Linked DNA regions of Homo sapiens: all the other regions are linked to region 1. The links are chromatin loops, found by intact Hi-C in ENCODE. Cell type or tissue: IMR-90. All regions are shown on one strand.

Region 1 (8,000 bases):
GAGTGGATAACCACTCATCAAGGGGCAAACTGTAGCCGGAACCACAGTGAGGTTGGATTATAGAGTGGAACCCCCAAGAACTATGGTCTACTAGCTGCTCAGGCTCATTCTAATCACTTCACTAACATTGCAATAATGTGACTCTGCATTTAACATGATTGAAGACTCCACTTATCACATTATGGTTGGGTTTGACTACATGTAAAAAGTTTCCAAAAAGCACAAACTACTATCTAAACACAGAATATTAGTATATTGACAAACAGGCCTTCTATTAAGCAGTGTGCTTTATATTTTCTATAATAAATACTTTGCTAAAGAAATCATAAAAATCTAGGCTAACTCTGAATGACAAAGACAGTCCACTACTTTTAACTTTTTTATTTATTTTAAAAATCACTCCAACTATCTCATGTACTCCATATACATATACATCTATTATGTTCCCATTAAAATTTTTTTTTAATCCTGCAGAAAATGTTCTAGTGCATATATATACAAAATATTGCATAAAATACTACAAGTTCACAGAGTCCTCTGAAGCTTAACCCAGTGGACCTCAGGTCAAGAAACTAATGTCTTTTCTCCCCTTCATTGTTACATAAAGATGAATGAAAAAATATACTTAAATAGTAATAAGTAATACTTAAAATCTCTCAAAATTTTAATCAAATTCTTTGAAGGCTTAAAAAATACATTTAAGAAACACATTCCCATGAATAACTTTACCAGTAATAGTTGCAACTTCAGCAGAGAAAGCTTGCTGATTAAGACTGCTTGTTTCAGAATCTATATGAAGAGTAGTTAGACTAGCCACTTCCTGCTCTTCAGCACTCTGATGATGGCCAGAACCTGAATCCACATCAGCAGAGGACGTAACCCCAGTGTCGGTTCCAAAGCCAAAATCTATAGGAAGAAGAAATGTTATTATATGAGTCCCAATTACAAAGTAAAAATATTTACGAGAGCTAAATCAGCAAAATGATCAAACATAAACATTCCCCGTACATCTATTCTGTTTACATATCACTCAGACAAGTGTAAATAATCTTAATACTCTGAAGATTATAAGTAGATCGGGATAGTGTACAAGCCATGAAGGGAGGAAACATGTAATTCTCCAATGCATATCCCAGCTCTTCACAAACTTAGTTCCCAAGGTTTTGACTTCTTTTTTAAAAATTTGGTGCCCTTCACTGACTGCCAAGTGCAATATAGAATTATAGCTGAATAACTAAGTGGTAATAATATAGCACCAAATAATATTACTGATGTTATTGTAACAAGGGGCAATTATTCAAAGGAAGTTCTGGGTACTGTAGCATTGAACATAATCCAAATATTTGGTTCTCAAATATGAGTGTGTGAAACAGTGGCAACTCATAATCATGACTGGCTTTTTAGTAACAGGTCTATCCTAAATTATTTTCCTTTCTACAGTTTTGGTCTTAAAAATGTCATTTCTTTTAAGAAGGGATCACATTTTTTGTTTTTTAAATGCTCTTAATTTGGCAACATAAAGTAGCTTCAACTTAAGGTGATTCCCTAAAACTTCCTTTGAAATTTCACTGAAAATTGAAATAAAAATAAGTGGGGCCAAGAATGATGCCTTGCACCTGTAATCCCAGCTACTCGGAAGGCTGACGCAGGAGGACTGCTTCAGGCCAGGAGTTCAAGACTAGCCCAGACAACATAGCAAGACCAAATATCTAATTTTTTTTTTTCTAACGTGGGAGCCACTGCCTAAGTAACACTGGAGAGGAAGGTGATGGCTACATAATCCGTAAGTCAGTCTTGAACAGAAGACAATCAACATAAAACATAGTATTCAAATAGAAAAGATACTTGCTGTCAAATTTTCGGCCATCATATTGGAAAGCGCTGAAAGAATCCGAATGACTATCTGAGCTGATAAGATCACTGCTCCCTGCACTGGCAGGAGAAGTCCATTCTGAGGGCACACCTGGGTCATCAATAGGGCGCATCTGGTTCTGCTTGTTTAGAATATCAGGGAGGTCTTTGGGAATTTCCAGGCTGCCTGGACTACTTCCTCTTCTTGTCATAGTCTAAACGTTCAAGAAATATTTTACCATTAAGAAAAAGCTTTTATTCTCTTTAACCATCTGAAACCTTTAATTTCCAAACCATCACAATAAATGCTGAGATTTAGAGGCTGAAGTAGGAGTGGAGAACACACTCACCAAACAATCTATGTAACTGAATGGAGCTAGAGCCTGACCTATTGTTGGTCTGCCTAAAGACCCAAATATCACATGATGCTGGGCCTGTGACTCTTAAGCCTCAGCAGGATCCATGCAGTGAATATAAATTAAAACAGCAGAAAGAGTATTTAGTGGAAAAAAAGCAGCAAATAAAAAAGACAGTGGAAGAGTGGAAAGAATGACAGCAAAGATGTCATTCAATGATTTTTATCCACTCAAGGGAAAAAAGTAAGCCTAAAAAGAAAGGGGCGGGGTATATAATGGAGTTATAGAGAAGTCAAACCCAAATGAAATATGACAGTTTAAAAAAAGCAATTCCAGGTCCAGCACAGTGGCTCACTCTGGTAATCCCAGCACTTTGGGAGGCTGAGGTGGGCAGATCACCTGAGGTCAGGAGTTCGAGACCAGTCTGGCCAACATGGTGAAACCCTGTCTCTACTAAAAATAGAACAATTATCCAGGCATGGTGGTGTGCACCTGTAATCCTAGCTACTCAGGGGGCTCAGGCAGGAGGATTGCTGGAACCCGGGAGACGGAGGCTGCAGTGAGCACTGCACTCCACCCTGGGCGACAAAGCGACACTCTGTCTCAAAAGAAACTAGTTCCATATATATTTATCCTTCCCTAACAATTAAGCATTATTAGGGATAAAAGAGCTTCTGCTTTCATGTTGCCATACTCCTAACATTCAAGATAAAGATAACTTTTAAGTCTCTTCCAAAGTTATCTAAAATGGTTAAGCAGTATTTGTGCTAGCAAAACTATGGGAGCTGGTTCACAAGCAGATCTTGAGACAAAAATAAAAATTATATATGTATTTTTATTTTAAATTATATATTAGATTATATTTATTTATTTATATAACTACGGGAGCTGGGGCAGAAGACCTCCATTGCTATCTTTCCCATTGAGGGCTTGCAGCTGGCACCAGGGTAACCTACGAGCAAAGACAAAAAAAGGGGAGACTAGGAAGGTAGTTGCTTATACCTGTGTATTTGTGCACAGGTACCTGTCTGATCTTTCACCCTGGTGAAAATTATGAGGCTGTTTATGTCTTTAGATAAAAAATGTTATAAAAATGTAATTCAAAAATCTTAATTCATAAAAAGGGTTATATTTTGAGGAAAGGTTATTTTGAATAAAAATTCCCATATATAAATTGACATATATGTACATAGGTATATATCTGTTAGTTTTTCTACCCTCCTCTATAAAACCAAATATATAAAATAAAACTTACCGAGGCATTACCACTTCGAAGTCGTTCTGCTATAAACTCATCCATCAGATCAGGAACATTAGCACTGCTGCCGCCAATATCACTATTAAGAGGAGGCAGTTTTTGGCTCATGTCCTCTTTATTGACTAAAAATAAATAAATAACTATATATAGTGAGGAAAAACTTAACTGCATTTTCTAACTTTGAAACAAACAACAACCCAAAACAAAGTACCTTTGCCAATTATTTGCCAAACATGCATTTATGAATAATTTCCCTTCTTTCAGATTTAATTTTAAGAATTAGTAAATTGATATTTACTTTATTTAACTAAGCAGATGTTAGTCAATCTTCAGTGTAACTTTAAACAGCAAGAAAGCTTATAGATAAGCACTAGCTGAAGTTAGGTTAATATTGCCTATAAAGAAACTGGTATATTTATCTTTTTTCCTGACTCAATGTTTCTTTTTAGAGCCTTAACAATTTATAATTCCGTATTTCCCCCAAAGAACGTTTGCAGGGAATACATCCTTTGAATCTATGCAAAACTCAGTGGGATACAAATGCATTTGAGTATTTATAAATACAAATTCTATGGTTTTGATATACTGCTGTTTCTATCCACTATAAAATCTAATTTTAATGCTTTAAGAATAAAAAGTTGACTTCCACAAATGTTTTTCTTACCAAAAAAACCCAAAATAGTTATTTTGATTTTTTTATCACTACATTATTATTATTTTTACCATTTACATTAACAAGAAAGTTTTAGACTTGGGAAACTAACTTATAGAAAATAATATGGTATCTATGTCACTACTATGCTATTGAAAAGTTGATTTCTCTGCAATGAAAGGAAAATGAGCACTGTTTATATTCCTAATAAACTACAAAGTATTTCAGATTAAAAAAACACACTGGTCAGAAGCTCACTGTGAAATACCATTATCTTTATATTACTGGCCAGGCTTTGCTAAGCTGTCAAATACTGCCCTCAGGTGGCATTAATGGCTCAATGCAAGATGCATTATACAGCGTTGTTAATCATGCTAACAAAACCATGTTAAAACAAATAAAATCAAAACCAACCTTACTGCTGAAAGTTAATAGTCTATATATGTAAAGTTATTTTAACTTTGACTCAAGATAGAGAAAACAGTTACCATAATCTTGCTTTCTGTTATCTGTCCATAGAGGTTCCATATTTAAATCATGAGTGGCTACTGTGAAACCTTTATGCACATTTAAAATCTCAGAAAAAAACAAAGTAATTAAAGTGTTTCAAGGACATAACTTGCATTCTATATAAATGAATGCAAAACTAAAAGCCTACAGCATGTTTGGAAATGGCTTAAATGAAAAGTGATTAAATTCACTTTGAGATTTAAGAAATAATTTCCTCATCACTGATAGTTAACTATAATGTTGGTGCTGGCTGTAGGACCTTGATTTCTATTATGTTAGTTGTCAAAATAATTTCTATCAAGAAAAAATACAAAACCAAATAGATCAGCAGTAAAAATAAGTGAAATCAGTTAGATATATCTGGTGCCCTTTTAAACTATAGTGGGGTGGGGAAGAAAGCATAGTAACTCCTTGATAATCTTAATTTCCATACTTGTGGTATACACTCAGAAAAATACTTGATTTAGGTAGTCTTTGATAGGTTATTGAAATTTTCCTATATATCCACTTTCCTATGTTGTTGTTCAGCAGCAAAGAGGTTTAACTAAATGCCTTATAAGGGAAATTAGTAATTTAAATAAACATTCTATGCTGGGAAAAATACAGCTGGGAAAAGGCGCATGCATAACCAAACAGAGAGAAAGCAGTGACCATCCCAAAGCTTTTTGATTGCTTATAGCTTGCTTCAGTTGCATTAAGCCAAACTGGTGCTGTCTTTCTCCTTTTGCGCTCTGCACACTGTTAGTGCTCACCTGCAGCTTTCCTTCCAAAATAGCCCATTACATGACTGTACAGATCCCTCAGTGGAGCCTCTGGTGGCATTCTGTTCTGCCTCTGTGGGGAAACATTTGCCTTCGGCTTCGAAAGAGCATGTACAACAGTTTTATAAACGCCACCCAGGGAGCCCTGCTGTAGTCCTGCCTCATGACTTGATGACCTAAGAGTACTACGACTACCTAATTGACTACTTGCAATTCCTTCTTTTTGTAATATGGTGGTGGGAATCTCTGTGGATTCCTTCACTGTTTTGCTGCTTACTGATGCAGTACCAAGTGTATCTAGAGGTCTGTACACACCAGGTTTTACTAGCTCTGTAGCACTATTTGTGCTGGTATGGGTGTTGCTAGTGCTGCTATTGCTGCTACCACTACTAAAGCCACCGAGCTTCCGCAGTCTCATCTTCCATGGAGCCTCTTTGTTTTCCAGAGGATTATAAAACTGAACGGACTCAGTGGATGGCCTAAAAGTAACATGAACACTATTTCGTTTTTTAGTAGCAATTTTCATGATTTTGGCTCTATGAGTTACTGTTTCAGACAAGCTCCTTTTAGTTGGAGAAAGTTTGCTAGTACTTGTAACATGAGGCATTCTGCGGTTAACAGGTGCTTTTAGTGTTGCTTTCTTGGCACGCATAACATGTGGGACAGTGATTTTTTCATTAATTTGCACACTCTTAAGCTTTTCAACTAGTGTTACATCAACACAAGCATCTAATTCTGTGGCTGCTTGTCTGTACAGATGTTTCCTTTTTTCTTTATCACAAGGGCTATCTAAACTAGGCTCTGATGGCTGTTTATCAGTGTTTAGTTGCTTAGATTTTTCAGAAGTTTGTGTTCTAAAAAAACTGTCTGACTGGTTAGGTGCGATATTACTCATGAAGACAGCTGAGTTTGGTTCTTTCTGAAACTGTAGGTTTTCAGGAGTCCCAACAAAAGAGGTGATATTTTCTGATTCAGTTTCCTGATCTGTGCATTCTAATTTATCTAAGGATAATCTTTCACCCCTATTTACTGCAATAGTCACTTCCTGAGAAGCTGGGTCTTTCCCTGTCTCATTTTTACTATGATTTTCCTGGTTTTCCTTAAAATATTCTTTCAGGGTGGAAAGAAGATCATCATCTCCTTCAAGGTCAATGTACTGGATTTGTTCAAAAGCTGAATCTGCAAGTTCTACTGGACCTATTAAATGACAAAGATGGTCATATATGCTATCACCAACTTCCAGAGAAGACTCTCTACTATGAGTATCAGTGATGTGGCTTTCAGTGGATCTAGTTATTGAAGAAGCCTCTGTGGAACTCTGCAAGCTTGGTGCATGACGGGATGAACTGTCAATGACAGGAACTGCACCTTTGGCTCGTTCAACAGTGAATGGTTCCAAGATGTCAGAAGTGCTGCTACTTCGAGGCAATGGCTGCTCCTCATTCAAAGCACCAAAAACTTCATTTCCAGTTTCTTCACTTTGTGAAAAATGTCTGACTCTAGTTGAGCGGGGAAGTATTTGAGCATCATCAATATCTGTAAAAGAAAAAAAAATTATGTAGAGAAGAACTACACAAATATAAAAAATAATTATTAATTTCAATAATGCTCTAAAGCATATGCTTTAAAAAAAATCTGAGTTTTTGTAAGCTCAATGAAAAAAAAATCAAAATACAAATCTGCTTTTTTAAAAAAATGATGGGCACAAGCCAATATAGCATGTAGTGTCAATGAATTAGAAAACTACCAAAACACATTTTAAAATGTTAACATGCATAGAAACAGACAGTGAGGTGATGAAACATTTGGAAGTGCAGATAAAGATAGAGCTGTGCCAATAAATCAAGCAACTCAAATGCTATTAAATTTTTCCTACTTATTTACGTTCCAAGCAGAAAAAATACACCTTAACACAGAAAGCCGATCCAAGTATCCCACTGTAGACTCTTATAGGGTCTAATAAATTCTCCAGCTTCCTTCCCAAAAAGGCAAGAGGCATCTTTTCTTCAAATTTTGCTTCTCTGTTTGATTACATATTAGAAATGAAAGTCTCTACCCTCTTCCTAAATTTCTCTTTGTCAGGAAACTGTTCTCCCCAGGTGTTTTACTTTATTACGTATTAAAATCTTATTCACTGACATCAAATAAAGTCAATATATTTTTTAAAAAATCAATTGTATTCTTTTGTTTTTGGCAAAAACACCACTTAAATCTGCTAGGAAGAAACTTTACCTGCCTGTTATTGGCCCTTTCCATTAAACAGCCATCAAGCTCTAAAAACTATATTTCTGGCTTCTTACATCTCTTTTTAAGAATTATAGGCTGGGCGCGGTGGCTCACACCTATAATCCCAGCACTCTGGGAGGCTGAGGTGGGCAGATCACCTGAGGTCGGGAGTTCAAGACCAGCCTGACCAACATGGAGAAACCCCATCTCTATTAAAAACACAAAACTAGCCGGGCGTGGTGGTGCATGCCTGTAATTCCAGCTACTTGGGAGGCTGAGGCAGGAGAACTGCTTGAACCCATGAGGCAGAGGCTGCGGTGAGCCGAAATAATGCCACTGCACTCCAGCCTGGGCAACAAGAGCAAAACTCCGTCTCAAATAATAAT
Region 2 (8,000 bases), 250 kb before region 1:
GTAATTGCAACTGTTGAATGTTCTCTCTTCTGCTAATTGTTTTTATTGAATGAGATTTATATCTAGGTATTAAAGAGAAGTTGTAGCTGTGAGTATCACAGGCCAACATTTTGGAAGGAAGTGGTGGGAAGGAGATCTGGGCCCTAAGCTTGGCCCTGCTTTTCATTTTTTTTTTTTTCATTTTTATTTTTTTGATACGAAGTCTCACTCTGTCGCTGGAGTGCAGTGGTGCGATCTTGACTCACTGCAACCTCTGCCTCCCGGGTTCAAGTGATTCTCCTGCCTCAGCCTCCCGAGTAGCTGGAATTACAGGTGCCCACCGGCATACCTGGCTAATTTTTTTTTTTTTTTTTTAATTTTTAGTAGAGATGGGGTTTTATCATGTTGGCCAGGCTGGTCTCAAACTCCCAACTTCAAGTGATCCGCTCGCCTCGGCCTCCCAAAGTGCTGAAATTACAGGCGTGAGCCACCGCACCCGGCCTTCACTCTTTTATAAATGCCTCACTTCTAGGTTTTCAAAATGTCATGTAAGTATACAGTCTAGTGTCTGTCATCACAAACATGTACATTTGGTCATGTCACTGTGCTTAGTTGCCATAACAGACACTTTTAAGATTATATAAAATAATATGCACTGCCCTAAATGGAATTTTCTGAGTGTAGTATTTTGATTGGGTTTTCAATTTCTTATGTAAGCACCTAAGGTTACCATTCTATTTAGTGCTCTTCAGGATGAAAAATATTTTGTCTTCCCACCTAGTTTCAGTGAATGAGGCCTGCAAATTTAACTGACTAAAGACAGATTAACAGGAAAAAAATGTATGATTTTTATTGATATTAATACTTTTAAATGCATGGAAGCTTCACAGAGATGATGTGAAAACTCAAAGACGTGCTCAGAACTTGAATTTTTTTTTTTGAGATAGTGTTTCACTCTGTCGCTCAGGCTGGAGCGCAGTGGCATAATCTCTGACTGCCAGGTTCAAGTGATTCTCCTGTCTCCATCTCCTGAGTAGATGGGACTACAGGCATGTGCCACCATGCCCCACTAATTTTTGAAATCCACCCGCCTCAGCCTCCCAAAGTGCTGGGATTACAGGTGTGAGCCACTGCACCTGGCCAGAACCTGGAGTTTGTATACCCTTCTTAAAAAAAGAAGATGGGTTTGGGCTTCAAGGGAAAATATTGTGGGAATTGACTAGGAAATATATGAAGGAAACTAATGGGAGATAAGGGTTATTTTAGTAGGGCTTGTTTATGAGGAGTCATCTTGGTGTGACATCTCTGGTAATGAGTCATTCTCAGTTTCCTGGCATAGAGGAGTACCTTCCTCAAAGGAAAATTTATGTCCTGTTTTTAGGCAGATAAAGGGAGGGCAGAGACCTTTTCCTCCATCAGTTGCCTTCAGCTCAAAATAATCCTTATGCCAAAGTGGCATATTTTGGGATGGCATATCCTGATCTCTTTCAGTAGCATCTCCCCATTTTTAGAAAGAAAGAAATGGAAGTATAGTAAGATTAGAGGATTTGGCTCTATTCACATGGCAAATTAGTGGCTTAGCTGGAACCAGAATCCCAATCTTCTGATCATGAGTCTTATAATTACTTTTATTATCTGAAGGTCAGGACCCAGCAGATGCTTTGGTTGGCAACAGAAGCATCAGGGTACACAGACTTTAGTAACCAATTCCTCCTAGACAAATGAGTGTTTACATTTTCAGTCTCAATGAAGGTTAAATTTTAGCATCTAACTACGTTGAAGAAGCGTTTGTACATGTTCTCCTTTTTCTTTATTAAGGAAATGTACACACACACAAAACCTTTACAATCCCATGATTCTGAAATAATGCAATTCCCACTGAAATAGTTATTTTGAGTTATCTTTGAAAGGAATTTTTTACTGGCTCAGTTATTTGTTCTCAGATAATTAGACCTCTTTCTCTACTTTTCAAGTGATTTAGTATCTTTTTTTCTGGATATGAAAGTTCTAAGTCCTCTGTTTATTAAAATTTCCAACATTACAGATATATACAACATGGTTATTAACAATATACTGTGTCTATCACACTCAGAGATAATCACTGCCAATTACTTAGTGTATTTCTCTCTAGGTTTTTTTCTATGTACATACTAAAAATATTTTTTTCACACAAAAATGGGATCATGTTATTCATACTGTTTTTTAAAACTTGAAGTAAAATCTATACAACATAAAATTTATCATTTTAGCCATTTTAAACTGTACAATTCAGTGTCTTTTAGTATAGCCACAATGTTATGCAACCAATTACCACTATTTAATTCCAGAATATTTTTGTCACCCCATAAACACCACCATACCCTATTCATACAGCTTGGCATCTTACTTTCTTACTTAATGCAACCTTCTACGTGAAGATATGTCACATTCTATTTCATAGCTCTATAGCATTTCATTATAAGCACCATAGTTATTTAAACAACTTCAATTAATGGACAGTTGCGTTATTCTGGGTTTTTTTTTTTTCTTTTTTTTTTTAGAGATGGGGTTTGTCCATGTCACCCATGTCACCCAGGCTGGTCTTGACTCAAGGAATCCACCTGCCTCGTCCTCCCAAAGTGCTGGGATTACAGGTATGAGCCACTGTGCTTGGCCTATTCCAGGTTTTTAAAATATTATAAACAGGCCAGGCGCAGTGGCTCACACCTGTAATCCCAGCACTTTGGGAGGCTGAGGCGAGCGGATCACCTGAGGTCAGGAGTTCAAGTCCAGCCTGCCAACATGGTGAAACCCTGTCTCTACTAAAAATACAAAATATTAGCCAGGTGTGGTAGTGGGCGTCTGTAATCTCAGTTACTTGGGAGGTTGAGGCAGGAGAATTGCTTGAACTCGGGAGGCGGAGGTTGCAGCGAGCTGAAACCACGCTACTGCACTCCAGCCTGGGTGACAGAGTGAGACTGTCTCAAAAATAATTAAATAAATAAATAAACAATCTATACTAAATGTCGAACATTTGCACGCTTTTGTGAGATAAATTATTAGAAATAAAAATGTTGAGTCAAAGGGCATGAACATTAAAAATGCAATAAAAATTGTTGTGTTTCTCTCCAAAAAAGTTGTACTAATTAACAATCCCAGCGAGGGTATTTCCCCATTCGTGTTTTCCAATCCTCTTGTCAACCCTGAATATTATACATTTAAAAATTTTTTCCAATCTGATAGGCAGAAATAATTGCATTATTGTTTTAGTTTTTGATTAATTATAAGGGAGGTTGAGCATCTCTTAACATTTCTAGCAATCTGTATTGTGTGTGACTTGCCTGTTCATGCTCTTTGCCCATAGTTCTACTGAGTTGTTTTCTTTTTCTTATTGATTTTTAGTTAGTTAATAAGAAATGTTTGTTTTGGAAGACTTTTTTGGTTTTCATTTTAAATCAACTTTATTCTTCCCTGCGCAGAAACAAATTTTCTTTGAGTCATCTGTGTTAAAAACTTCCAGGCCATTTAGTTAATGAACCTTTTCCTGCTGAAGAGGGCTTGGCCTGTGATGGTCAAAAGGATACTAACACCCTATTTCCCTTTCTTTTAGAGCTACCATCTCCTTTTCTCTCACATTAATTGCTTTGTGTTTTCCCTGCTTGATGTGTTTGACCTTAGGTTTTTCAAGTAGTCCTTCCTTCCTTCCTTATTAATACCCAGCTGGTTTTTTTTTTTTTTTTTTCTTTTTTTTTTTTTTTGAGATGGAGTCTCACTCTGTCACCCACTCTGGAGTGCAGTGGCATGATCTCGGCTCACTGCAACCTCCACCTCCTGGGTTCAAGCGATTCTCCAGCCTCAGCCTCCTGAGTAGCTGGGACTACAGGTGTGCACCACCGCGTCTGGCTAATTTTTGTATTTTTAGTAGAGACAGGGTTTCACTGCGTTGGCCAGGCTGATCTCAAACTCCTGACCTCAGGTGATCCACCCGCCTCAGCCTCCCAAAGTGCTGGGATTACAGGCCTGAGCCACTGTGCCTGGCCCTATCCAGCTGTATTATGTCAGAAGAAAATGAATTCCTTTGGAATTTGGAAACGTTGTATAAGGAAACCCCATTGCATTAGTACTCCTTTCAAGATTTGTCCAATTTTTGTCTCAACCAGAGTATTCTCTGATTTAAAGTTTGTTTTTTGGGCTGGGCACGGTGGCTCATGCCTATAATCCCAGCACTTTGGGAGGCCGAGGCGGGCGGATCACGAGGTCAGGAGATCGAGACCATCCTGGCTAATAAGGTGAAACCCTGTCTCTACTAAATATACAAAAAAAAAAAAATTAGCCAGGTATGTGGCGGGCGCCTGTAGTTCCAGCTACTCGGGAGGCTGAGGCAGAAGAATGGCGTGAACCTGGGAGGTGGAGCTTGCAGTGAGCCAAGATCGCGCCACTGCACTCCAGCCTGGGCAACAGAGACAGACTCCGTCTCAAAAAGAAAAAAAAAAAGGTTTGTTTTTTGGCCAGGTACAATGGCTTACGCCTGTAATCCCAGCACTTTGGGAGGCCGAGGTGGGCGGATCACCTGAGGTCAGGAGTTCGAGACCAGCCTAGCTGACATGGCAAAATCCTGTCTCTACCAAAAACACAACAATTAGCCAGGCGTGCTGGTGCGTACCTGTAGTCCCAGCTGCTCTGGAGGCTGAGGCATGCGAATCACTTGAACTCGGGAGGCAGAGGTTGCAGTGAGCCAAGATCACACTGCTGCTCTCCAGCCTGGGTGACAGAGTGAGACCCTATCTCAAAAAAAAAAGTTTATTCTTTGGAGTCCACCTGCTCTAAATGTTTTTTGGACTCAGAGTGAAGCCCTCACCTCAAAGCCAATGACAGCCATTAATTCTTTGTCAGTGTCAGAATGCTTGCCTAAATTCCAGGTTAGTTGGTCGTATGTAATTTTCCTGAGCTGCCTATAGTGGGAGCCCTTTTCTGCTTTTTTTTTTTTTTTTTTTTTTTGAGACAGGATCTTGCTCTGTCACTGAGGCTGAGGTGCAGTGGAGCTATCTTAGTTCAATTACAGGCGTGAACCACTGCGCCCAGCCTCTACTTCTTTTTATAAATTATTTATTTATTTGTTTGTTTATTTAATTTAGTAGAGACAGGGTCTTGCTATGTTGCCCAGGCTGGTTTCGAACTCCTGGCCTCAAGGGATTCTCCTGCCTCAGCCTCCCAAAGTGCCGGGACTATAGGCATGAGCCACCAGGCCTGGCCCCTCCTCCCTTTCCTCATTCAAACGACTATCCTGGGTTTCTGTGTGCTATCAGGTAGTGCTTTGCCCCAGAAGCAGCAGCAATGACCTCTGGGGCTAGATTGAGTTATTAATGAAGCCCCGTGGGATCCTTTGCAAAAGAAGAGTTGTTATAAATGGGAGGTGTGTCCTATATGGGTCTCAGGGGAGCTGAAAACAAACCAAGGATAAAAAAATGATGCCACAGCTGCTACCACCTGTGAGTAATGTGAGGGTGAAATGTTGACAACACACAGATTCCCCAGAGGAAGCTTGGGGTTGACAGAGTCACAATACTGCCATGCTTTTTTTCATGGTCTTAGCATTGATTTTCAAATTACACATTCACTTAAAGCCTAACCTGACCACTCGGGTGTGGGACTGGGTGGCTATGCAAGGCCCACAGCAGCTTTATTTTCTCCACTACCAAGCATCAGTGTGGGAACAAATCAGGCATTCTAGGTCCTTTTCAGCTACCAAGTGGCCAATGAACTTCATTCAGAGATGAGGCAAGCCAGCAGGATTTTCCTTTCCATGCATTTGACAATGTATAGAATGAAGTTTTGTTTTGTTTTCAAGAGAAAGAGCACAATATTACTCGGCACCTTTCTGTACTAGCTTCCACTTCCAAAGGGAGAGACCAAGTACTCCCTTAGTTGGTTCTTTCATATGGCTAGTTATGCCACTGGTACCTTCAGAAACATTAGCGCCCACCTCTATGGCTTCCTGAATGTTGCTAAGGTCTTTAACTGGCATGATCAATTTCTCGGGGGTCTTACATTTTGTTATATAACTAACTTTTCCTCAATTATATACATTACACATATTGCTGGTAGAAAAATCTGGAAAAGTATAAAAGAATGAAAAGCAACTGCATTCTTCTTATCAAAGAAAACCACTATTATTATCTTGATATATATATCCTTCCATGTTGTATATACATATATAGTTGATTCTCATTATCTTGGTAGTCAAGCTTTATAAAGGCATTGGGAACAATGAATTAGCAAATAGCCGTTGTTCCTAGGGGAAGTATAGAGTTAGGTTCCTGTGAACCTCTGGTCATAACATTTTCATCAACTGATCAATACATAACCTTGATTATTTGTGTATTTATGTTTAAATACACTAATCTATATTGTTGATTCATTAACATTGAACTCAAGGCTAACAGCACTATCACTCATTCCTGAATGAAACTTATCTTAACACAGGTATTTTCTCTGTAAAGCACATCACAGACTCTTTAACTGAGAAACACTTGACAGTACTTCAGCATTATGCTTGGGGGTATTTTATTTATTTATGTTTTGAGGCAGGGTCTCACTGTCGCCCACGCTGGAGTGCAGTGGCATGGTCACAGCTCACTGCAGCCTCAACCTCCTGGCTCAAGAGATTCTCCCACTTCAGCCTCCCATGTAGCTACTACAGGGATGCACTACCATACCTGGCTAATTTTTTTTTTTTTTTTTTTTTTTAGTAGAGATGAGGTCTCACTATGTTGCCCAGGCTGGTCTTAAACTCCTGAGCTCAAGCAATCCTCTGGCCTTGGCCTCCCAAAATATTGTGATTATAGGTGTGAACCACTGTGCCTGGCTGGCTTTTATTTTTTTGGGACAGAGTCTCACTCTGTTGCCCAGGCTGGAGTGCAGTGGTGTGATCTTGGCTCACTGAAAACTTGACCTCCTAGGTTCAAGTGATTCTCATGCCTCAGCCTCCTGGGAAGCTGCGATTACAAGCATTCACCCCACACCTAGCTAATTTTTGTATCTTTAGTAGAGATGGGTTTCACTATGTTGGCCAGGCTGGTCTTGACCTCCTGGCCTCAGGTGATCCACCTGCTTCGGCCTCCCAAAGTGCTGCGGTTACAGGCATGAGCCACTGTGCCTGGCCCTGGCCAGCATTTTAAACAGTGACATAATCAACAAAAAACACAAAACTGTGAAATACATGGCACTAAATAAACCATGAAAAGGAGTATTTATTTATGCTATAAGAGCTGAAACAAGAAGGCAGAGTATCGCCTTGTTTGGCCTCAGCTGGGAATGTGCACATCAGGTGACGCAAAATTTTTGGCACTCTGCGCAAGTCTGCAAATGACCACAAAAGTGCTGAAAGTATTGATTTTGGGGTCAAATAAGTTTTAGTGATTAGATGAATTTACAAATGCAGAATCTGTGAATAATGAAGATCAACTACACTGTAACATACTTTTTCACTTACCAATATATGATTTTTCTTTTTCTTTTTCTTTTTTTTTGAGACAGAATCTTGCCCTGTTGCCCAGGCTGGAGTGCAGTGGCACAATCTTGGCTCACTGCATCCTCCACCCTGCAAGGTTCAAGTGATTCTGTGTCTCAGCCTCCCAAGTAGCCGGGATTACAGGTGTCTGCCACTACACCCAGCTAATTTTTGTATTTTTAGTAGAGACAGGGTTTCACCATGTTGGCCAGGCTGGTCCTGAACTCCTGACCTTAAGTGATTCACCCACCTCAGCCTCCCAATGTGCTGGTATTACAGGTGTGGGCCACCGTGCCCAGCCCCACTATATGAATTTTAATGGCTATATATTAGTCCAAGATATGAATGTGCTATGATTTATTTAACCATTTTCCTAATCTTGACATTCCATTTGTTTTCAACTTTTTACCCTTTTACTGTCATCCTTGAATATAGATCTTGTTCATATCTGTTATTTATTTGGATATATTCCTACAAGATAAATTTGGTTCCAGTCATTTTTTTTTTCTTTTTTTTTTTTTCTTTTTTTTTT
Region 3 (8,000 bases), 150 kb before region 1:
TGGCTGAGGCAACTAATTGAATGAAGGTGCCATTTACTGGGATGAGGAAAACTGAGATGGGGATTAAGTTTAGGAGAGGAAATCAAGAGTTTGGTTTTAGATTTGTGAGAGACTGTTTGACTTTCAAGTTCCTAGGGACAATGGGCCTGTAGTAGCTGCAGCTGGTGTTAACCTTTTACAGGGACATGTCTAAGTGGAGGTGAGGGGGCAGAGAAACAGAAGAAATAAAGTTCCTTCTGAGTAATCTCCCAGATATTCAAGTGATAAAAAGCAGGTTAGTCATCTGAGCCTGTCTTATACACACTGATTTCAGGGCAAGAAGAAGTCTCCTCTCTCTTCAAAAAATGTTCCGATTTCTATTGTCTCAAAATTTCTGAATTTAAATTAAATGTATCCCGCAATTAGAGAAAGCAGAAAATGTAAATAGCTTGAGAGATAATCCAGTGCGTATGAGTTTTTACCAAAGTATAACTGAGAGCAGATGAAGGTCCTGAATGTTTAATCTTTTTGTGAAGAGAAAGGAGGTAGATATTAAATAAAACAAAGATTTTATAATCTTGCTTTGGCAATGCCCTATTTATCGTAATTTTTAAGTGAGAAACTACAGAAAGAGTGTTTGTATCTTGAAGGATCATCTAAGTTTATACCCAAGGGGGGATTACGCATTTAAATTCTTTCTCTTCCCCACATTTTAATCCTTTCTATCTTTTAACCCTTAGTCTTTTCCCAAAAGTGTTCTTCAACTAGAAGGCCTGTGGCATGATTGAGGCTTGTCAACTCTCTTCTAGGGCCAGATTTCAAACAGATGGCCCTGGAGAATGCTACTTATCTGTACAGTTCTCCATTTGATGTTGCAGTGTGCTAGTATCCTAGGGGAAGGGTACCACATTTAACTCCAGAAAGGATTTAAGGCAGTTTTGCAATTTTTTTTTTTCTGATTATCAGAGTAATATACGATTATTGCAAAATATTTTAACAAAAAAGTTAAAAAAAGACTATTTGAATTCCTACTTACTAGAGGCAATCCCAACAACATTTTGGCATATTTCCTTCCACTGTCTTATATGCATTTCGTTTTTTTCATAACTGAGCTCTTTATTGTACAAGCAACTTTTGCTGCCTGCTGTTTTTGCTTAGTTATGGTATATATGTTTGTCTCTATCATTACATTTTTAAAGCTACGTAATCATCTATAACACGGCTATACTATAGTTTACTCAAGATGGTTTCTGATTATTTATAATTACAAATAACACTGTGATAAACAGCTTTGTGCATAAATCTTCGCTCTTCTTTTGGATGACTTACTAAAGGAGGAATTGGTAGATTAAATGTATACATACTTTTTAAAGCTTCTGATGTAAATTGTTACAATGATTTCCAGAAAGGATGTTATTAAATTACACTTGGGAAGGGAAGGAGAGAGCTATTGGAACTATCGGATCTGGTAGAAAATATCTGACAGCAATTCTTACAAAGTACTATGCCCCTGGGGAAGAGTCCTTTCTCTCTCTGGAAAAGGGGTTATCTTAAAGTATTAAAATTATTACATCAGATTTTCCACACCACACAATATGTATGGATCATGAGGAGGAAAGGAGAATTGAGAATTTGAGTTAGAAGTCACATATAAGCTGACATGTCAGAAATGACCAATTTGGGAAACTAAGTTTACCAACACTGCTAAAGGACTCAAATATTTTAAACAGTGGTTCAGATATTGTGATTATGCAGTATCAGGTTTATTTAATTTTGTATCATTTCATGCTATTTAATGAGACAATATAATGAGTGTTTTTCAAACTGTGGGTCCTAATCCATTTGTAAATTATGAAATCAATGTATTTTCTATGACTGCTATTTTTAAGAAACAAAATACAATACAATGAAAAATATGAGAATGCACTGCAAACATTTCAATGTATGATTTCATAATTTACAAATAGATTAGGACCCACAGTATTATTTTGTGAGACTTTTGTTTCAGTTACATGTGTGTATATACTATAGAACACATTTATTATTGTGGGATGTGATTAAGGAAAAAAATAGTTTGAAGCCATTGGTGTAGTGGAAAGAGTCTGGGCTTTGGAATTAGCCAGAACAAGTTTGAATCTGAGCTCTGCTTGGCTTTTACCCATTATCTAACTAAATGGCTCAATCACCACATTGAAAAAAGAGAGAAATAATATCTCCTTTTTGGTTTGTGTGTGTACATGTTGTGTGCGTGTGTATGAAGATTAGAGATTACTTAAGCAGAATGCCTATAACATAGTCAATGATTAATATATAATTACTTCCAAATCTTTCTCAAAATAATGTTCTCCCTGTAAAAATACTTCACTGAAGAAAGACAATGTGTTTTATTGATGACTACATCTGTTATGCTATCGTGTACTTTTAAAACACCTCTGTCAGTCTTTTTCTCCAATTTGGTTTAGTAAGGAGACTTGTGCACATAGTCTTTCCCCTTCCTGTTCTCACACTTTATTTACCTATATTATGGATCTTGGCACTTTATATCTGTCATAGATGGTCTAATTGTTGCCTAGTTCAATTACTACTAAACACTTTCAAACCTCTTCTAGTTCTCAAAATAGTGGTGGGAGCATTGCAGGGTGCCAGATGAAAATCTGTTGAGTTTGCTCTACAGCACACCTTTTGCAAAGTATCACTTGTGGTGTACGGGGAAGCAGCTGTAATGCTGATTCCGCCGGCATTTCTCACTCAATCTACTCCATGCTAAACAGGCCGGTTAGGAATTAAGTCATACTCTGGGTAGTACAAGTGGAAAGTGTGAACAGAGAAACCACTTTATGCGAGGACAGTGGAAAATGAGATCCTCCTTTCCTCTCCCTACTCCTGCTCCTATCGAGAAGCACTTAAGAGCGCAGACGCCCAGGACCCAGCCGCGCTCGGGCGTCCCGACTCGGAGGCTGGCGGCGGGCAGGCACGCTCTCCCGCGCTGAGAGCCCTTCTGCGGAGATGAACTCTCGAGTGTCGCCGCCGCGCGCGGGCCCGATCGATACCGGCGGGCGGACGTGCTCCCGCCGCCGACAGCAGCCACAGGGCGGTGCAGTCAGCTGTCCGGCCGCTCGGTCGCACTTCTCATCAGCTCAATACCCGCAGAGGACGTGCACCGGTTCCCTCCCGGACACCCACCCCGTGGTCTCCGCCGCACCTTCTGCCCACCGCCCCTTCCGCTCGGCCGTCCGGCGCAGAGCGGGAGCTTTTCAGCCAGACGCCCTCGCGTTGGGGGCAGCCGGGTCCCGGCCCGAGCGGAGGGCGTCGTGAGGTGGCCTTTTCGCCCGGCTCCCCAGTGGGACGCTCCGCGGAGGCAGCCAAGGCGGGGAGTGTCGAGCTCCCTCACACTCTGGACCTTACCTTCTGGCGTCTTCGCCCGGGAGGCTGCAGGGGGAGGCGGACCCAGCCGGCCACAGGGGCAGGTTCGCGGCGCTGTGAGGCGGGGCTGGGCGTGCGCCGCCGCCGCCGCCAGATTCGTCTACTCCAGTGAATCGGCACGGGAGAAAGCCCCGCCCCCGGCGCCCGCTCCCACTCCTGATTGGCCGGGCCAGCCCGGGGAGGCCCGGCGGGACCCCGGCCCGCGTCTCAGCTATAAAGATAGCCCCGGCATGACAGCCGCGGCGAAGCTCTTCTAGTTCATCTGCTGGCCGGCTCTCAGTCCCCGTGGCGCCCCCTTTCCTCTTGTCCCAGAGCGCTCTCGACTCCACCATGCCAAGGGGATTCCTGGTGAAGCGAACTAAACGGACAGGCGGCTTGTACCGAGTTCGCCTTGCGGAGCGTGTCTTCCCTCTGCTGGGGCCCCAGGGGGCGCCGCCCTTCTTGGAGGAGGCTCCCAGCGCCTCCTTGCCCGGCGCGGAGCGGGCGACACCCCCCACCCGAGAGGAACCAGGAAAGGGGTTGACGGCGGAGGCGGCCCGGGAACAGTCGGGGTCGCCATGTCGGGCGGCTGGGGTGAGCCCGGGGACGGGCGGGCGGGAAGGCGCGGAGTGGCGGGCGGGTGGCAGGGAAGGTCCCGGGCCCAGCCCCAGCCCCAGCCCCAGTCCAGCGAAGCCGGCAGGCGCAGAGCTGCGTCGGGCGTTCCTGGAGCGCTGCCTCAGCTCGCCCGTCTCCGCCGAGTCTTTCCCCGGGGGCGCCGCCGCCGTGGCCGCTTTCTCCTGCTCCGTGGCGCCAGCAGCCGCACCGACCCCGGGGGAGCAGTTTCTGCTGCCGCTTCGGGCGCCGTTCCCAGAGCCCGCGCTTCAGCCGGACCCTGCGCCCCTCTCGGCCGCCCTTCAGAGTCTGAAGCGGGCGGCCGGCGGCGAGCGCCGCGGCAAGGCACCCACGGACTGCGCGTCTGGACCCGCGGCCGCGGGAATCAAGAAGCCAAAGGCCATGAGGAAGTTGAGCTTTGCCGATGAGGTGACCACATCCCCTGTCCTGGGCCTGAAGATCAAGGAGGAGGAGCCCGGAGCGCCGTCCCGGGGCTTGGGGGGCAGCCGCACGCCACTGGGGGAGTTCATCTGCCAGCTGTGCAAGGAGCAGTACGCAGACCCCTTCGCGCTGGCCCAGCACCGCTGCTCCCGCATCGTGCGCGTAGAGTACCGCTGCCCTGAGTGCGACAAGGTGTTCAGCTGTCCTGCGAACCTGGCCTCCCATCGCCGCTGGCATAAGCCGCGTCCTGCGGCTGCAAACGCCGCCACAGTCTCCTCCGCCGACGGGAAGCCGCCTTCTTCGTCGTCTTCGTCCTCCCGGGACTCCGGGGCCATTGCATCTTTTCTGGCGGAGGGAAAGGAGAACAGCCGAATAGAGCGGACTGCGGATCAGCACCCGCAGGCCAGGGACAGCTCCGGGGCGGATCAGCACCCGGACAGCGCCCCGAGGCAGGGCCTCCAGGTGCTGACGCATCCAGAGCCACCGCTGCCTCAGGGCCCCTACACGGAGGGGGTGTTGGGGCGCCGGGTACCTGTGCCGGGCAGTACCAGTGGTGGCAGGGGATCCGAGATTTTCGTGTGCCCATATTGCCACAAAAAGTTTCGTCGCCAAGCCTATCTGCGCAAGCACCTGAGCACTCACGAGGCGGGCTCGGCCCGTGCGCTAGCGCCGGGCTTTGGCTCCGAACGCGGTGCCCCACTTGCCTTCGCTTGCCCATTGTGCGGAGCGCACTTCCCTACAGCAGATATCAGGGAGAAGCACCGGCTGTGGCATGCTGTCCGCGAGGAGCTGCTCCTGCCCGCTCTGGCGGGGGCTCCTCCCGAAACGTCGGGCCCTAGCGGGCCATCTGACGGGAGTGCCCAGCAAATTTTCTCGTGCAAGCACTGCCCGTCCACTTTTTTTAGCTCTCCAGGGCTGACCCGGCACATCAATAAGTGCCACCCCTCAGAAAGCCGGCAAGTGCTGCTGCTGCAGATGCCACTGCGGCCTGGCTGCTGAGGGACGAGAGACCAGGATGATTTCGAGGTTGGCCTTAGAGGAAACAGATCATGGGAATTTCTGTGGGGCTTTCTTCAACTTGCAAGTTTACTTTCATTCCTTCCTATGTTTTAATCCCCTAAAATTCTCCCTGTAGTCAATGTTCCACCAGAGGAGCGGACAGTGAAATGTAATATCCCTCTCTAGAGCAGGTATGTATATGGTATAAACCTTGAGATCAAAGACTGTCAGCTTTAAATCCTTCTCACTTTCCCCACTAAAATAGGATTTTTCCCCTTAAAACTCTGGAGACCCTAACGAATCCTATATGATTTGTAATTCCTATGGAAAGTCGCGGTGAATGCGTGCATGTCTCAATGTCCACAAAGGATTCTGGCTACCCTTTGGTAGCCAATGTTTTTTTTGTCTTGTCATCACAGGCGCCTATACAGCTTCTGTCTCAATAGGGTCAGATATTTTGCACTGTATATTCTGTGAATTAAAAGTTATGTGATTGGTGTCAAACTTAAGGAGATTCAAGACCTGGCAGAAAATGTAAGAGGATTTTTGCTGCTTTTGGGGTGCATGGGGATCTCCCCTGTAAACTTTCCTTTGCCCAATTATATGTACATGTCCATTCTTAAGTTGGTGTTTGGAGGTGGGGAGGATGCTACTTTACTGGAGTTGAGACACCCCCTAAAATTCTCACCCTCAGCTATTTTGTGGGCAGTATTCAGGAAGAGCTACTTCAAACCTTTCTTTAAATGGCTTTTTGGAAATACAGAAGTCGTTTCCTCAAGTTTGACTGTTTTAATGGGGTTTCACCCAAATTGTTTAATGCTTCTGCTGTAAATGTCATACTGTGTATTCATTATGAAAATATGTACAGCTTAAGGAAGATGTTAACACCTGTAATCCACTAAGGAACTGAATGGCAATTTGCTCAATATTCAGTATTTTCTTTTCAGCGGCAACTTGTTTTTGATTTTTTTAAAAAACCATTTCAGTGTACATTGTGTACTAATTCCCTACTAGCCAGTTTGGGACATTGGCTGAGCACTGCCTGACAGAAAGCCCGTATTTGTAAGATGCTTACCACCAAATAAATGTACATAGACTGTGCTTTTGTTGTGTTCTGTGTTTGTCTTAAGAATCCTGTTGAACACAGCCTATTTTCAAAGCCACATTTCTTATCTCCCCAATGTCGGTATCCTGTTTTAGAATGTTAGTGACCCATTTGGACAGAATACAAAGACGGAAATATTTTGCAAATGAATGTGATGGTGCAGGAATGCAATGAAAAATTTTCCTTTGAAGTATGGCTGCAAAGACTGAGCTGCAAAAAGCAAGGAATATGCACTAGTCTTTGAATCTAAAAAAGACATCCCCCCCAAGAAATGTCAACCGAAAACATATTTTAAATATATATATATATATATTTCAAGCTAGTGAACAGTGTTACCTGAAGATGAAAAGAAGTATTTTAATGGTGCTAATTAATTTCATTATTTCAGGTTTGTATTTTTACTCCATATTGTTATATATCATCAATCCATTAGATTTTTTATAGCACTTTAGAAACATGTATGCAGTTACTCTGATTTTCCTTTTTGTAATTCTTCACCTTGGCTGTAGGAAATTGTCTACATTGTTCAATCTTCTTCCCAAGGACTCTATCCATTTGTTTATCTTCTACATCAGCTTACATAGGACTTTTAGTTTTCATTTATAAGAAAATGAAATTGGGTGCACAGAATTTCTGAAAGATTGTCTTAGAAACTTGTTAGTACGAAGTTTTATTGCTGAAAGTATATTATAAAACAAAGTAAAATTTAAGAATCAAAAAAACATGAAGCTGTAATCCCAGCACTTTGGGAGGCCGAGGTGGGCGGATCACGAGGTCAGGAGATGGAGACCATCCTGGCTAACACGGTGAAACCCCGTTTCTACTAAAAAACAAAAAACAAAAAACAAAACAAAACAAAAAAATTAGCCGGGCGTGGTGGCACACGCCTATAGTTCCAGCTACTCAGGAGGCTGAGGTAGGAGAACTGCTTGAACCTGGGAGGCGGAGGTTGCAGTGAGCCGAGATCGCGCCAGCCTGGGTGACAGGGAGACTCCGTCTCAAAAAGCAAAACAAAACAAAACAAAAACATGAAGCTGAGATAAACTAACAATCTAACCAACTGCATTGGGTGAATTTCTGGCCAGCCTTTATGAAGACAGAAAATTTCCTGTGTTTTTAACGACTGTGGTAGGATCTGTGAGAAATAAGTTGGAATGTATCTTGAAAAGGGAATTCAAGTTTATTTTTGATGATTAGCTAAGATAATCTAGGTTCATGCTTTAAATCTCCTCACTACTCATATAGCCCTGCTTATTGAAAATATATGAAACATAGAAGACAAATCAACACTCATGGATAGGAAGTGATAAGAATATTTTTATTGTATTATTAAATACCATGTCATCTTTCCCCCCCACTGTTACAAATTATAGATACTACATGAATGATGATACATAATTTATATTTTACGGTTTGCCAGTATGATGTATTTACACATGCAGTTAGTACCAATGTCATGCTA

The links. A loop is a pair of places that touch in the nucleus more often than their neighbours do. Peaks named below come from ENCODE experiments on the same cell type or tissue, not always from the same donor. Only the 100,000 strongest peaks of a DNase experiment are listed, where the experiment ranks them.
Region 2: a loop joins it to region 1, with 13 times the contacts of the local background. A loop is called at or near these places in 27 of 110 quality-filtered maps.
Region 3: a loop joins it to region 1, with 2.6 times the contacts of the local background. A loop is called at or near these places in 13 of 110 quality-filtered maps.

What each region holds. Positions count from the first base shown.
Region 1 is chr14:35,683,080-35,691,079 of GRCh38, forward strand. It overlaps RALGAPA1 (Ral GTPase activating protein catalytic subunit alpha 1), which reads right to left. Exons shown (of 42, transcript NM_001346249.2): 18 at 5,380-6,924; 19 at 3,463-3,587; 20 at 1,850-2,066; 21 at 730-906. Among named protein-coding and RNA genes, the nearest start is that of SNORA101B, 76 kb to the right of the region's middle. In IMR-90, a CTCF peak has its summit at 4,437 (motif pointing left); a DNase peak (open chromatin) is centred at 4,432; H3K27ac peaks cover 248 bases.
Region 2 is chr14:35,434,080-35,442,079 of GRCh38, forward strand. No RefSeq gene overlaps it. Among named protein-coding and RNA genes, the nearest start is that of NFKBIA, 33 kb to the left of the region's middle. In IMR-90, a CTCF peak has its summit at 4,906; no DNase peak of the experiment used is centred here.
Region 3 is chr14:35,530,521-35,538,520 of GRCh38, forward strand. INSM2 (INSM transcriptional repressor 2) reads left to right here and starts at 3,644. Exons shown (of 1, transcript NM_032594.4): 1 at 3,644-6,534. The coding sequence starts at 3,733. The coding sequence ends at 5,433. It overlaps RALGAPA1 (Ral GTPase activating protein catalytic subunit alpha 1), which reads right to left. Exons shown (of 42, transcript NM_001346249.2): 42 at 7,836-8,000. RefSeq lists enhancers at 2,438-3,262, 3,263-4,086, 4,087-4,910, 4,591-4,740, 4,911-5,733 and silencers at 3,081-3,160, 3,261-3,630. In IMR-90, a CTCF peak has its summit at 3,800; a DNase peak (open chromatin) is centred at 4,851; H3K4me3 peaks cover 1,210 bases; H3K27me3 peaks cover 3,011 bases.